2 separate regions of the Homo sapiens genome follow, and region 1 is linked to region 2. A link is a loop called in an ENCODE intact Hi-C map of the cell type or tissue named here. Cell type or tissue: GM12878. All regions are shown on one strand. Each heading gives the region's core, and the rest is flanking DNA. Links, peaks and the distances in the headings are about the cores only.

The links. Peaks named below come from ENCODE experiments on the same cell type or tissue, not always from the same donor. Only the 100,000 strongest peaks of a DNase experiment are listed, where the experiment ranks them.
Region 1: it touches region 2 in a loop (5-fold over the local background); 3 of 110 quality-filtered maps call a loop at or near these places.

The regions. Positions count from the first base shown.
Region 1 is chr3:159,959,392-159,967,703 of GRCh38, forward strand. All of the region lies in intron 9 of IL12A-AS1 (IL12A antisense RNA 1), which reads right to left. Among named protein-coding and RNA genes, the nearest start is that of IL12A, 25 kb to the right of the region's middle. RefSeq lists an enhancer at 4,769-5,048. In GM12878, for the core only: no CTCF peak of the experiment used is centred there; a DNase peak (open chromatin) is centred at 5,090; H3K4me3 peaks cover 548 bases; H3K27ac peaks cover 1,125 bases.
Region 2 is chr3:159,897,566-159,905,905 of GRCh38, forward strand. No RefSeq gene overlaps it. Among named protein-coding and RNA genes, the nearest start is that of IL12A, 87 kb to the right of the region's middle. In GM12878, for the core only: no CTCF peak of the experiment used is centred there; a DNase peak (open chromatin) is centred at 5,155; H3K27ac peaks cover 1,095 bases.

The sequences.
Region 1 (8,312 bases), core at 313-8,312, 62 kb after region 2:
GCAGTTACATGGCTATATGCTTTATAATTATTTGTTATGCTGTACATTTAGGTCTTAACGTACTTTTTTCTATGTGTGTTATATTTTATAATAAAAAGAATAGAAAATGAGAAACTAATCTTCCCCATACCTTCAACCTCCAAACAAAATAGTCACTCAATCCCCTTTTCTTGCTGGAGCTCTGACTCTCACCCACATCTCTCCTCCCCTTTCAGGGCCTCAGTGCTGCTTCAAGAGTATAACTCTTCTATTTTCCACTGAAGTCTATGCTGCCTTGCTAAGGCACCCACTGTCCTTTTTGATTTCTACCCCCCACACCCCTGCCCCTTTATTGAAGACATTGGCACCTGACTCCCAGCTTTCTCTCTGACTCCGATCCATCTCACACTATCATCACTTCAACACCTACATGGCCAAATCAGCTGACAATCTGGCCTTAAAGTACTTATATCTCCCTTCCCCCAGCTTCAACACTCTGCTCCAATCTAACCACCTATTCTCATGATCCTATTTGGACCTTGAAACCCTTTTTAAAATATTTTCTTTTAAAGCACAAAAAAATACAGACTAGTTATAGGAGAAACAGTGTAAATATTAACTTTTTAAAAAAGAAAGGAACAATATTTCACATTGCATGTCTGTATTAGAACATCTCATGTACCCCATAAATGTATGTACCTACTATGTACCCACAAAAAAATTTAAAAAACTAAAAAACAGGAAAAACGGAAAAAAATAAACTCACCCATGATCCACCCTACAGAAATAATAGAACACGGCTGAGCAAGTATGACGCCAGGAGTTTGGGTGCCTGGGAGAAAGATCAGACCAGTCAATCACAACATGGGCCTGTCCTGTCAGCCAAACCATGTGCGTTGGCACCGTGTGAAAATGTCTCTTGCAGATGAATTAATAGACAACAGAGTGTTTTGCTAGGGAAGGCCTTGCAGAGCAGGGGAAAGAACTCCCAGAAGGCCTGGGTTTGGTTCTGGACCCCGACATAAATCATCACTTTGACCTTAGCAAGTTGTCTCCTCTCTCTGGTTATATTCCCTCCTCTGTCTGACAAAAGGGTAGACTAACATTTTATCATCCAGAAGACCCACTGTATAAATTCATGGCCCTTGTGGTATTGTTGTGCATTTTTAATTAGCACTACTATGATGAACAGCATTTCATCATTTCTACTTTCTGTGCTCCCTTGACACCTCCATTTCCATTTCCAAAGGATATGGAAACAGCTCGCTTCACTTCAGATGTCAGTACGTATTAACAGCAGGGCACAGGAGATGCACATCTGAACTGGCAGAGATTAAATAACTGAGGCAGATAAAAAAGCTTTTTATGTTAATGTTCTTACATATCATTTATTGACAATCCAATCCTGTTTAATGCTTTTGAATCTCATTTTGGGGTTCGTCAGGAGCATGCTGGGACATTATTCACAAGCCATTTTATCCAGATTTCTTGATAAGCAAATGAAACACCTTTGGAGGCTGGCAGGTCAGCACTGGCCATATCAGAAGAATTCAGACTCTGTGTGTCTCTGTGTTTGATGTGGGGAGGGCCGATGCTTCCCTGGGTACTTGGTTCGGACAGCTCCCAGGCTCCGTACATGAGGAGGGTATGAACACTGTCTTCCCCTTACTGAGGCCCTCCAGCCCACTCATTTTTTTTACTCATAGGTTGCATGAATGATTGGCAAAGCTGATGACGGTGACAGCTCTGTAACAAGCATGGGAGACAGACACACTCCGTGGTCTCTGGGCACATGCATTCAAAAGCAGACATCACACACCACATGGTGAATAAGTGAAAGACCTTCAGACAGAATATTAAAATCCCAAGCAAATATGAAGCAGCCTTTATATAGTACATCCAGTCCAGGGTCAAGTAAATTTGTGCATGAAGAGAGATAGGAGCTGTGGGAATATGAGGTGTGGGGCCTCTGGAATGTGTGCGCCTGCAATCAGAGAGCATCTGGCCCATATTAACCTACACTGCAATGGTTAATGTAGAAATCTATTAGAAAATGGATGAGGTATTATTATTGCATTTGATTTCAGATTTCTTCATAGTTAATGAAAGAGCATATAGCACAGATGTTAAGAACCCAAGCTCTGGAATTAAGCACAAATCTTACCTCTATGAACTACACTTTCCTCAAGCCTAATGGGGACAATAATAATACCCCCTACCTAAGATAAATGTGAAAATTAAATGATAAAACTGCAAATAAAATACTGAATATAGTGCCTAGCATATCCAGGAAACTTACTAGTTATAAGCTATTATCACTGTTTTTATATTTGGTTATAGATGAATTCCTTTTCAGCTAAAGATAAAGGTTTAGAGATTGAAGCTTCCTTGGATTCCCACCCATCCAACAAACATATTTATAAGATTACTTTCAACATTATTATTGTTCAACATTATTGTTGTTTATTATAAAGGTGAGTTTCTTAATTTTAAAAAATTCTACCTATTTTAATCTTTATTTTTATTTTCATTATTTTGTCCTGTGAGGTTACAAATTTTTTTTTATTCTATATACAGCACAATTAACCCTTGAACAATGTGTACATGGATCTTTCTCTCAGTCGAAAATCTGCATATAACTTTTGCATATAACTCCCCAAAAACTTAGCTACTAATAGCCTACTGTTGACTGGAAGCCTTACTGAAAACATAAAACAATCAATTAACATATATTTTGTATGTCATATGTATTATATATTCTTAACATAAGCTAGAGAAAAGAAAATCTTGGCCAGGTGTGGTGGCTCATGTCTATAATCCCAGGAAGGACTGTCTTGAGACCAGGAGTTCAAGACCGGCCTGAGCAACATAGCAAGACTCCATTTCTATAAAAAAAAAAAAAAAATTTAATTAGCTAAGTATGGTGGTGCGTGCCTGTAGTCTAGTCTTAGCTACTCTGGAGGCTGAGGTGGGAGGATCACTTGAGCCCAGGAGTTCAAGGTTACAATTAGCTATATTCACACCACTGTACTCCAGCCTGGGCAACAGAACAAGACCCATCTCCAAAAAAAAAAAGAAAAAAAATGTTATTGAGAAAATTATATGGAAGCCAAGCACAGTGGCTCACACCTGTAATCCCAGTACTTTAGAAGGCTGAGGTGGACGAATCTCTTGAACCCAGGAGTTCGAGACTAACCATGGGAAAACATTGTCTCTACAAAAAATAGAAAAATTAGCAGGCATAGTGACATGCATCTGTAGTCCCAGCTACTCAGGAGGCTGAGGTAGGAGAATCACCTGAGCCTGGGGAAGTTGAGGCTGCAGTGAGCCATGACTCCACCACTGCACTTCAGCCTGGGCTACAGACTGAGACCTTATCCCAAAAAAAAAAAAGGAAGAAAATCAAAATCATATGGAAGAAAAAATACATTTACAACACTGCACTCTATTGACACCACAGGTTTACATTGTCTGTATATGAGGTGAATGATCTGCCTAAAATGGCAGGCAACCGCAGCTGCAGACCTCAATCTGTGGTTCAGATCAAGCAATTCAATTTTTCTTTGCAACATCATGACTTTTCTCCACTTCTTGGGAGCACTTCCAGCATCACTAGTAGCACTTTATATGAGTCTCATGGTGTTATTCCAGGTTTACATTATTGCACTAAACAGGAAAAATACAGGAGAACTGGGAGAGATCACTTTCTACTGCAATCCACAATTTACTGGAGAAATGAACTGCTCACTTGGAGATGATTAGCATCACAGTGGCATTTTAAGCAGATACTTGCAACACTTGAGCTCACTGCAATAGTAACAAGAGGCGGCTACAAAATTGTTACAGTAGTACAGTATTACAGTATTGTTGCAGTTAATTTATGCAGTTATGATAGAATATTGCATCTTTACATTTGTTTACATTTCTCTCAACTGCAAATAGTGCCATGTACAGTCTGTGTTTGTGTGGGTGGTTTTCTTTTTTTTTTTTTTTCTTTTGAGACAGGGTCTTGCTCTGTCACCCAGGCTGGAATGCAGTGGCAGGATCATGGCTCACTGTAGACTAGAACTCCTGGGCTCAAGCCATCCTCCTACCTCCGCCTCCTGAGTAGCCAGGCATAGTCCCATTTTAACATTTTATAATAGATTTCTGAATATTTTATGGTAGTAAATGATAGACTAGTGTCTGTGTATATTTTATGCATTTGTGACATACCTTTTTCTTAATTTTAGAACTACTTCTAGGCTACACAGTTCATCTGCAAGTTTTTACAAATTGTTGCAAATCTCCAAAAAGTTTTCAAATATATTTATTTTTAAAATTCGCATATAGGTGGATGCTTACAGTTCAAACTGATGTTGTTCAAGGGTCAACTGTATTTAAAAGTTCTTGTAGAAATTTATATGTGGTCTTACTCATTTCCTTAGTTTATCATTTGTGAAGTAGGTAGCACATAATAATGTGTTTCTTCAGAATAGTTACTTGTCATGTGTCAAAATTATTTTTTAAAAGTATAAACTTATACATAAATATTAGTGTGGTTATTTTCAGTAAAGTCATTTTTTTCTTTCAATAATTCTGTGGATACAAAAATTTAAGGCCATAGGCAGTAAAACTCATAGTCGGAAAGGGCTATCAATCTTCAGGTAGCCTGAAGGATGTGGCATATTGTCAGTGCTTAATAATAATATATCTTATCATTAACATTGACCTTTTTCGTGGCCTCTGGAGTTTTATATGCCTTGTCTAGAAGTTGTACCAATTTGCGGAGATAGTTGTGCAAAGTACTTGAATGTGGAAGCCATAGATGCTCACAGCATCGTCACTGAGGACCTTACACAAATAGATCGGAGGTAGACCAATTCCGGGATTAGTTAATTCAGTCACAGATCATCAAGGGCCCAGTTTCTGCTTTCCATTCTGCTTTTCTCAGTGTGTCATCTTTATTCTCAGGCTGTTTGTCTTCCTAATAACTCCCCATCCAAACATGAGAATGTCCAGAAAGAGAGGGGGTAACTGGCTTAGGTGTTCTTTCTAAATTTGCTTCCATAAAAGAAAAGGATTTCACTTTCTTCTCTCCACATACACATAGCCCTTCTCAGTACCCTATCTCCCCAACAGAGTCATATCACAATTCTACTAGAGACATATTCAGTATTTACATTCTGATGACATCTTAGACATTAGTCAGAAATGAGTCAGAGGCGATACTAGTATTTATATTCCCTTTCCTGTACAGCTTTGTGGGGTTTTTTAAAGTTAATAATTACTAATTTTATTTTTAAACATACTTTCTATTGTGTCAATCACAAAGTCTCTGTGGATCATCTTAATTCCTCTTAAGGTGTTTAGAAGCGTCAGGTATTCATAAAATCAAAGCCCTGAAGAATTTTCTCTTGGAGACCTCTGACCTCTTGACCTCTGATCTGAACCGGCATTTGGGGGTCTTTCTTTTCTTCTTTTTCTTTTTCTTTTTTTTTTTTTTTTCAAGACAGGGTCCCACTCTGTTGCCCAGGCAGGAGTGCAGTGGCACAATCACAATTCACTGCAGCCTCGATATCCTGGGCTCAAGTGATCCTCCCACTTCAGCCTCCTGAGTAGCCGAGGCCACATGTGCATACCACTACGCCCCGCTAATTTTTTATTTTTTGTAGAGATGGGGCTACATCACCCAGGCTGGTTTTGAACTCCTGGGTTCAAGCCATCCTCTCACCTCAGACTCCCAAAGTGGTAAGATTACAGGTGTGAGCCACTGCACCTGGCCTAAGGTCTTTCTTTAACATCAGTCTAGATATGCTCTTTCCCTCACTCTTCTTTTAGCTCTTCTCTTTCTTGGTTGACTCCCCAGTTTTGTGGATGCACCCACCAATAGCCTTCCTAAGAAAGAATGAATCAGAGGTAAATTTACGATATTTTGCAAATGCCTATCCTCATTTGATTAATAACTTGGTAGGTCGAAAACTAAAGGTTGGAAATTATTCTGTTCCTATATTTTGGAGACATTTCTTCATTTTCTTTTAGTTTCCAGTTTTGCTGTTGGACAATCCAGAACTGTTCTGATTCATGATCCTTTTCTACATAAGTTGTTTTCTTTTCTCCCTAGACATTTGTAGGATCTTATCTATGTCCCCTGTGTTGTGGAATTTTGTGAGAATATGTATGAATCTATTTTCTTTTCTTTTCTTTTCTTTTCTTTTCTTTTTTTTTTTTTGAGTCAGAGTCTCGCTCTGTCACACAGGCTGGAGCGCAGTGGCGCCATCTTGGCTCACTGCAACCTCCACCTCCTGAGTTCAAGAGATTCTCCTGCCTCAGCCTCCCAAGTAGCTGAGACTACAGCCGCCCGCCACCACACCTGGCTAATTTTTGTATTTTTAGTAGAGATGGGGTTTCACCACCTTGGCCAAGATGGTCTCCATCTCTTGACCTCATGATCCACCTGCTTCGGCCTCCCAAAGTGCTAGGATTACAGGCATGAGCCACCGTGCCCGGCAGAGTCTATTTTCATCTATGTTGATGGCCACTCAGTAGACTCTTTCAATTTCCTTTAGTTCTGGGAAATTTTGTCAAATGATTTCATTGATTATTTCGTCTCCATTTTTTTTTTAGTTCCACATTATAAATCTTCTTTAAATTACCAATTTAATGAGCAAAAAATAAAAATGTTTAAAGTTTCAATTTTCGTTTCTCTTTGGTAATTAATGATGTTGAGTAGATTTCCATGTCTTTACTATTTTTATTTCCTATGTTAGTTATCAATTTGTACTCTATTACATTTTCTTCTTGTCTAGTAGGACTATACTTAAACCAACATTGCTACAAACAGCCTACTTTTAAGTAAAAATTCTTCAGCCATTATTAAAAGTAAAACAAGTAGAAACAAATAAAGAAAACAGTTTGTGTAATCCCACTACCCAACGATATCCAGCTACAGTAGATATTTTGGTGTTTTCTTCTATCCTTTTTTTCTATGCATATGATTTTGGATGGTGTTATCTGACAATGTTGTGATCATCTTATTGGTACAATTACATGCCTCACAATTCTATTTATCTATTTATTTATTTAATTAAATTTATTTATTTTGAGACGGAGTCTCCCTCTGTCACCCAGGCTGGAGTGCAGTGGGGTGATCTCGGCTCACTGCAACCTCCGCCTCCTGGGTTCAAGCGATTCTCCTGCCTCAGCCTCCCTAGTAGCTGGGATTACAGGAGCCTGCTACCATACCCAGCTAATTTTTTAAAATATTTTTAGTAGAGGCAGGGTTTCTCCATGTTGGCCAGGCTAGTCTCGAGCTTCTGACCTCAAGTGATTCACCCGCTTCGGCCTCCCAAAATCCTGGAATTACAGGTGTGAGCCACCGTGCCTGGCCTCTATCTTTGTTTTTAAACCTCTAAAGAAGGCATATTTTAATGTGCAAGTCACTCAATTCTTTTTATACATTTTTTACCAAAAAGCCCTCTCCTGTGAAATTTGAATTTTCAGTATGCCCACTTAGCAGTTGTTCTGAACTCATAGCAGGAAGAGGGGTGCACCACTGCAGACTGTGTCACCGGAACATTTAACAGTAGTTCTGTGAGCAAAGGGAGTAGATTTAAGATGAGAGTTGTAAAGTTCTGTGACTCCAGGCTCAGGAGTTCCCCACTTTGGCTGATGACCTCCTGACTGCTCTCTTTCCCTAATGAATTGTACCTACCCCATCTCTGTTTTCTCCATCTAAGGCAGGTCCTTGCCTTACCTTTCTTTCTGCACTGCCTATTCTAGATCCTAGTGGTCCAGATGCTCTCACTCCTTGACCTTCTCCCCCAACATATCTTCATGACTCACTCCCTCACCTCCTTTAGGTCTTTATTGCCCAGCCTTTCTCTCTCTCTCTCTCTCTCTCTCTCTCTCTCTCTCTCTCTCTCTCTCACACACACACACACACACACACACACACACACTAACTATACTCCCAATTCCCTATCCCTTGCTCCTTAGTTTCCTTTGTTCCCAAGCACACAATTTTATTGTATTCATGATGTATTCTGTTTATTATATATTCCTCATCTCACTTTATCTGTGAACAAAGTTTAGAGATCTTTGTTATGTTCACTGATGTATCCCCAGAATGACTAGGACAATGCCTTGTAGACAGTATGTGTTCAATAACTTTTTGTTGAATTAATAGATGATTACTCAGAAAGCACCCCAGATGCCTTCACCACCCCACCTTCCTCCCACTTTATCATTTCAACTTCCGAACTTGAATTTATCCATCATCATTTTCTCAGCCTCTGATGCTGTGGCTTCTGCTATTTTCAGGCTGTTGAGAGTTACCATAGAAAATTATAGAC
Region 2 (8,340 bases), core at 296-8,295:
AGTAGCATCAGAGCCTGCACTTCTATTATTGCTTAAAGAGATTCATCTGGAATTTTAGCACTTTAGTATTTAATAGCTGCTGGTCTTGTTAGGGCACTATGATTGTATCAAACTCCATTTAGTAAATTCACCACGTGAACAAATGATGTTTACACTTACTCTTTCTCCAAGGCCAATTGTTGCTATTTTCAAATTTTTAGCCATTCTGTTGGTCTCATGAAAGAAGATTCCAAGTCTAAAGCAGATTACAGACTGTTTCTTAATAAGTGGAGAGTTTCAGAAAATAGATTTAATTAGCTAATGTTCATGTAGTGATTAGGGAACCATAAACTAAAGCAAAGATGAACAATTCAACATTCCAGAGCCACCCACAAACCACCTGGTTTCACTCCAAGGTCCATGATGTAATCTGAAGATAGAGAACTGTCTCCATTTTCCTTTCTCAAAAATACTCAGATAAGTATTCTAAAGTATTAAAAAGATTTGCTAGTGTTCCTAGACGGCCTTCTGTTTAGCAAAATAGGTAATCTTAAATTGTAACACTAGTTATTTTTTATGGGCCTCAAACAAGTTATTTCCATTCAGAATAGAAAAAGAACACAGATCGTAAATATATTTTGGTTTTTGTGAGTTGGCTGTTGAGGACAGCTTGCTGCTCACTACTGAGCTAAAGAGTGGGGCCCTAAATCCTCTCTGCCCAAAGGTCTCTAACTGAGCCCTGAATTCCCACACCAGCTGTCAGGGATCTCCTGGGGTGATCCCAGCCCTGTGAATCCAAGCACAGCTGCTGGACCATCGTCACTGCTTCTACTGGGTGAGAATGTTGGTCAGTGAGCCAGTGGCTCTTGTCTCTAGCTGCACAGTGGAACCACCTGGAGAGCTTCAGAAGCCACTGGTGCCTGGGTTCCACCCCCATGGACTGACTTAAATGGTCTGGGGTGTAGCCTGGGCATTGAGACATTTAAAGGTCTCCAGGAGATTTTAATGTTGAGAACCATTGCCTTCCACTTTCTTCTTTTCTTTAGCTTTATTAAACCATGTTTCTAAGTATCTAATTTTATTCTGATTAAAAAATATAATATTCCTATTAGTTTGCAATCTGTGGGGAGAGCACAGCTGGAAAGAGTGCTATGGAAAATGCCTGTGTCCAAGCAAGAGAAGGTAGTGTGGCCTTCTGAACTTCCTGTGGTGACTCTCACAACCTGGAGCCCTGGCGCTAAAACTCAGCCCACCACAAAAGACTTACATTTTAAAATCCTTGCCAGAACTGCCAGTTCCGGTAAAAATTTAGAAATGTGTTTTCTCTGTGTCTTAAGCCATGCAGTCTCTGGCTAGAAATGCATGTTGTGAAGAAATTCATGGCCTCTAAGCTCTTCTAATTGTTTGAAGCCCATAATCGTAACCGAATAGCTCCCAACTGGAGAAGAAAAGAGAGAAAATGAGATTATACCCACAAAGGGCCTCTCAGAATACCTCTGGGTCAAAGCCTAGCTAATAGTACAACTGTTCTTCCCACCATGCCCTGAGATACTCAGAGGAGAGTTATATTCAATTTCCTGGTGTTCCTTTCAGCCTTCTCTGCCCGTGGTAGAAATGTCACCAAGTGACTCTCTAAGGGGATTCTTTCAAGATTGAGTCTTTCCAGTATTTTTGCTTAGGCTTGTCAGCAAGGACTGGGATTATAACCAACAGGATTCTTACCTGCTCTAGATCATCCTTCCACATGTAAACTAGGACCTTTACTAGTTAATCAGGCTTAGAATGCTAGACTAACCTCAAAAATCAAGTTCCGCTTCTCTTCCCCATTTTTAGAGAGTGAGGTGTGGATGAAAGTGTGCAGGCTCTGGGGCCAGAAGGGACTGACCACAAATGCTTACTCCATCTTCCCACAGATTTGACCCTGAGCAAGTTCCTAAAGCTGTCTGTGTCTTATCTCATCACCTGTAAATACCATCTCCTCAGATTATTCTAAAGACTGAATAATGTTTATAAAGGCACCTGACACCCAGGAAACACTGAATAAATAAATGTTGAATAAAAAGTAAATTATCAGAGCTCAGGTGGTGGGAAAATTCTGAATTTACCAGTTTCTGAGATTTAAGGCATCCTTGTAGTTTTGTTCCCTGTTTATTAATTATTAATTTACAAAACAGTGATGCTTAAGTAAAAAGTTAATAATTGCAAGTCCCACTCCCTCCTCCAAATAAGTGCTAAAACTTGGAATGCATTCTAACACATCTCTCTATGCTTACACAGATACACATGCATGGGGTTTTATATTTCCATTTGTCTATACAAAGGTAGGATCTCTGTAGCTTACTTTATCCATAGACATCCTTCCAGGTCAGGACGTACAGATCAAAGTCATTCTTTTCTTTTCTTTTTTTTTTGAGACAGAGTCTCTCTCTCTCGCCTAGGCTGGAGTGCAGTGGCACAATCTCAGCTCAGTGCAACCTCCGCCTCCCAGGTTCAAGCGATTCTCCTGCCTCAGCCTCCCTAGTAGCTGGAATTACAGGTGTGTGCCACCACACCCGGCTAATTTTTGTATTTTTAGTAGAGACAGGGTTTTGCCATGTTGGCCAGGCTGGTCTTGAACTCCTGACCTTAGGTAATCTGCCCACCTCGGCTTCCCAAAGTGCTGAGATTACAGGCGTGAGCCACCGCGACCCGCCCAGTCATTCTTTTTAATAGCTTTGTAGTAATCCCCAGTGTTGGTGGAACATACCTTATTCAGCCATTCCCTTTAATGATGGACATTAAGAATCTTTTCAGATTTCTGCCACCAGAAACAGTGATCCAGTAATTATGCTTGTACTTAACATCTATTTATACCTTTTATTCTGTGATTACCTCACTTTTTCTTTAACCATTCCTTGGTACTGCTTAAATACTTCAGAGTACAGAGAGCTAATTAAGGTAGGTAGGAAGACCAGGAGGGGCCATTGCAGAGAAGTTTGATTCCTTGCAATGAAATCGGAGGACCACACCAACACATTTTCATCTTCAACTAGAGCCTCTCTCTCTCTCTCTCTCTCTCACACACACACACACACACACACACACACACACACTCTTTGAGCCTCCAAAAACTCCCCTCTGCCTCCGGAGTACAGATTTTTCTCTATTTCCTCTTTGAGGGTAGAGGCAAACTTCAGCCACCCTTGTAACTGTAGCCCCAAGCACAGAACCAAGCGGACAGTCCTCCCTTGAAGATTGGCCCAATGAGAAGCTCTAATCATTAGGACTCTGCCTTTTGACGCCTCTGTTAACTGGTGTCACTCTACTCTTCTGATGTATAATGCCTCTCCTCTTAGCTGAGGGATGAGCCCCTGGGACTGACTTTCCTTCAGATTTAATCTCACTGTTCTCAGGTTTAATCCCCCACGACTGGTCGATTTTTTTTTAAATCCCTCAGTTACCCACAAATCTAAGATCTGAAAAATTTCCTTCCACAGAATTTGTCATCTCTAATAAACAGCCCTTTTAGCCACCAATCTGCTAAAACTCATGCCTCTCCACCATGTTTATAGTTTTGAAATTGTTATTGGGAAATGGCTAGAGAGAGACATTCCCAGCCCCCTGCCCCTTGGCCTAGATGTGATCCCATGACACATTTTTACCAATGGAATGTCAGTGGATGTGAAGTGCCTTAATTCTAGCCAAGGCTTGAAAGAAAGGGTTTGCCCTCTCCATTCTCTTTCTCCTTGTACCAGCTACAATCACAAGAACCTAGAGGGATGCAGAGCCACCAGATGGAAAAAGTCTGGGTCCCTGACTCACTGCATGGAGAGAGTTACCTGCCATCCAGTAGGATTCACCTCAAACTGGAAAAAAAAAGATGATTAAAATAAACTATGATTACATTTGTGCCTTTATACTGCATTGAATCTGTTACAACAGCTAACATTACACTAACTAATGCAAGTCCTTAACAAGGACAGCCATAATCTTTTAAGAAAGAGCTGAAACACAGACCCAGTTAGACAAACCCTGTGTTCTTAACCACCATGCCACACTGCTTCTTTTCTATAGAAAATCATCTCTAGGTCAGAGATTGACCCTTTTATCAGTTAATGGACCTCTTCAGTTTAGTTTAAATCTTTTCCTCTGCTCTGTCTTTTCCTTTAGCCATTAGGACAGAAATCAGAAGTTGATCAAAATGAGATTTGTCATGAACAAACAATTCATGCCAGAAACAAGAATATGGAATTTATGATGATGCCAGAAACACAAATATTGTTAAGTGACAACAAGAACCTATTTGGTGTCTAGCTGGAAAAGTCTTAGTTTCTATGATCTTTAAGACCACACTTTGATTACTGCCACACCAGCTGAATTCTGATGCTTACAAAATACAATATACAATTACCATTTGCACTGGTCTTCATTTATTTTTTCTAAATAGGATGTGACACATTCATTATGAGATAGGTTGATGGGTAATGAGTTTTTCAGGATATTTTAATTGAGGCTTATAGTCAGTTGTCAGTATAAATTAACATTATATTAAATAATTCATGAATTAATGTTCTGGCTGTGCAAAATGAAAATGTCCTTTTAATTTCTGAGTGAGTATCCTAAAGCCATTTCATTTGGTAGCTTTGGAAAGAAATGATTCACCAAGACTAATTGGTCATAAGAAATTCTTTTTTGTAGCAAACTTCTTTTTGTACATTTCTCTGTTCTAGAACAATGTTCTGCCTATGGTTGTAACACAGTCCTTGTTTTAAAAACGACTGAATCCACTTCCCTGCACCACAGTACAAGAGTACAAGGTAGTAAAGTGATACTTATGGGGAAAGTGATTTTATTTTCACCCTCCAGACTAGGCATTCAAACTTTCTTGTTTATTATTTACTACCAAATTCTCTTTTCTTTTATATTCAATCAATACCTTATTTGCTTTTTTGGCTTTTCAGAAAATAGTGGTGTGTATTCTGACTGTGGTAAAGCATAGGCAAAGCTGGAAGTGAGTGCTTTAATTTTCTGCCTCATAAAGTTACTTCCTTCCAGATGTGTGTTAGTTCGCAGTAGAAATTACAGTCTGTAATGACGTGTCATCTCACCTTGTGCAGGAGTTTTTTAGGTCACATAACATCCCCATGTATTAGGGCATGTGAAAGTCAGCCAGGAATCCATACTTCACCTTGAGAGCAATTTCGAGGTGAGGGTTCAAGGTGAAAATGATGTTGACCTTTACAGGCACTGGGGAGAAAGGGCTTCACTATTTATCAGAAAGCATCCACTTCCTCCTTCCATCAAAGTGAAGGACTCTTGTCCCTGCTGCTCAAGAAGGCTGACTTGAGAATGTGTCATTGTCTCTGATGCAAATCAGATTGAGAATAGAACACCAGTCGGGTGCTCTAAGTAATTTTTTAAGGGAAGTAATGAATGCTTCAGGAAGAATAATTAGGTGTGGGGATGTTTGTATGGGAGTAATAAATCTATCTCCCTGCAGTTCTGGCTAAACTAAGAGTGGGAGTAAGACAGACATGGGGCTTTTTGGAGTTTGCAAACCAGTCTCACCACACTGCAAGTGAGAGCGCTGGGCCTTCAGGGCGACAGCATAAGAGCAGGAGAGGAAACCTGGCTGAACATGAGGACTGAGGAATGGGAGAGCTGCTCAGTGAGAGGCCAGGGGGACCTGGGACAGCATCTGCAGAACTTGGCAGCGCCACTGCAGCCCTTGCCACGGCCAACACCTCTAAATGCATTTTGGTGCCTTGAACCCATTAGCCAAAAAAGTGCCTGGTGGGTTTTGCTTCCATGAGAGTAAAAACTAGAGCCACTGACAGGCCCGTCTGTCACCAATCTTCAGTTTCCTGTGAGGACATTCTTCAGGCACTACAGTGGGACCCAGTGAAGCTCAGAGCCAGGCCCACCCCATGTGTGCTAAGGCTTACAGGGCATTTGTCAGCGGCAGCTTTGAAGGGGCTAAATACCTGAGGTTTAATGAATTAGGGGGCAATATGTGAATATATAAAAACTTTTTTTTTTTTTTAGATACAGTGTCTTGCTCTGTCGCCTAGGCTGGAATGCAGTGGCATGATCACAGCTCACTGCAGCTTTGAACTCCTGGGCTTAAGTGATTCTCTTGCCTCAGCCTCCCAGGTAGCCAGGACTATAGGCACATGCCACTATGCTTGGCTAAGTTTTTTTCTTAATTTTTTGTAGAGATGAGGTCTCACTTTGTAGCTGAGGCTGGTATCCAGGCTTAAAGCAATCCTCCTGCCTCAACCTCCCAAAGTGCTGGGATTATAGGCATGAGCTGCTGAGCCTGAACTACAAACTTCTTTTTAGGTTCCCTTACTTCCCAAGCTGATCTGGGGGGCTACCTTCCCACAAACACGTAAGCAAGAATAATGCAAAAAGTGTAAATAAATGAATGTGGTTTGGAGAGAAGGGGCACAGTCAACAATAAACAATAAAACACGAAAGTTTTGAATTATACTTTTTTGGCCACCTTTGAAATGTGTTGTTCATTTGCTCCTTACAAGAAAGAGTCCTAGCTAATTCATCTTGGTTTTGAATCTAAATTGTATTTCCGGTCTCCTCTGTCTCATTCTTATTTCCTTCTTATTTATTTATTTTTATTTTTAATTATTACAAGTACATAATAGTTGTATATCTTTATGAGATATATGTAATGATTTTATATGGCATTTAATATGTAATGATCAAACCAGGGTAATTGGGATATCCATCACTTCAAGCATTTATCATTTCTTTGTGTTAGAAGCATTCCAGCTCCACTCTTAATTATTTTAAAATAAACAATAGATTATTGTTAACTGTAGTCACCCTATTGTGCTACTGCATACTAGATCTTATTCATTCTAACTATATTTTTGTCTCCATTAGCCATCCTCACTTTGTCCCCCACTCCCCACTACCTTTCCCAGCCTCTTGTAACCTCATTCTACTCTATCTCCATGAATTCAACTTTTTAAATTTTTAGCTGCCACATATGAGTAAGAACATGCAAAATCTCTCATTTCTTTCAGTTCGGTCCCCTAATTTACATAGACAGACAGTGTGCCAATATTGTATTAATAATGCCCTCTCCAATCCACTGAAAAGTCAAAATGCCTACTTCCTTTTTTTAAAAGTACACACATGTGTGTCACTTCCTAAATTCTGCTCATTGTCAAGAATTCTTGGCTATAAAATCATCAAAGAGTTGTTGTCGAGATAGTTAACTGCTCCTGTAAAACATCCCAATTGCCTTGACTTCACATGATGCTTTTAGAGCATCAGTACTTGCTAGCTGGGGACAAATGCACTCACTCGTCCTTCTGAGAATTCTGAATTTTAAAGAAAGTAGGAAGTTCACATACAAATCACTCTCATTTCAGGTGCTTGCATGGATTTTCCTCTACTACCAATTAATTGGGCAAGCAGCATTTCTTTCACATCACACTAGAAAATGAAAGCCAAATCTTAAGTAGCCAAAGCTACTTAAAATTTCTGAAACAAGTGGTCATGGTCATTCTTTACTCAAAGTTACCCCAGGCTCCTTGGCTCAAGACAAAAGCATTTTCATGGGAATTCCTTTGGCGTCAGTTTCCAGGCCAGTCATGCAAGCCATCCATACATATGGACCTTACACGCCACTGCAAATGGAGCTGCTAGGTTTTCAGGAAGTCAGTGGCTTTACCTTCCAGGTTCTGAAGCCAAGAGCAGGAGGAGAGTGAATGTGAGCACTCCTTCCTCAAAGATGACTGAAAGAGAATGGAAGAAATATTTGAGAAAACTACTGTCAGAAGCAGCTGGGAAGAGGAAAAGAAATCACTGTGTACTAATATGGAAGCTGAAAAGTGTAGAGAGGGAAAGGGCTAGACAGACCCTGGTCATGCACATCTTTCCATGGGTCACAAATATAAATGCATATAGGGACCAGACTGATAATACAAACAAATAACTGAAGCAAGCTGGATGCAAGACTATAAGGAGTGATGAGGAGCAAATGCCCTGACTAAAAGGGATTCACTGCTAAGTAAATACTGACAACTTATCTGGCCTGGGCTGACCTGGCTTTTCTAAGATTTCAAAATATCTGGATTTATTATACAAAATACACTACTTCTATTAACCAATGTTTTATCTATATGACATTGGTCACCACTGAAAATCCTTTTAAGAAAGAGCCCCACAAAACTCATTATTATATTTACTGACAGACTGATATTTACCACATTACACAACGGCAACTTTATGAGCACCGAGGGAGATATTCCTTTCAGATGTCAATACCAATAATAGTCAAGTGTCTCTGATTATCATTGTAAATTATTTGACTGATCATGTCATTATCCTGCTTGCGCTGGCTTCCAGGAAGCA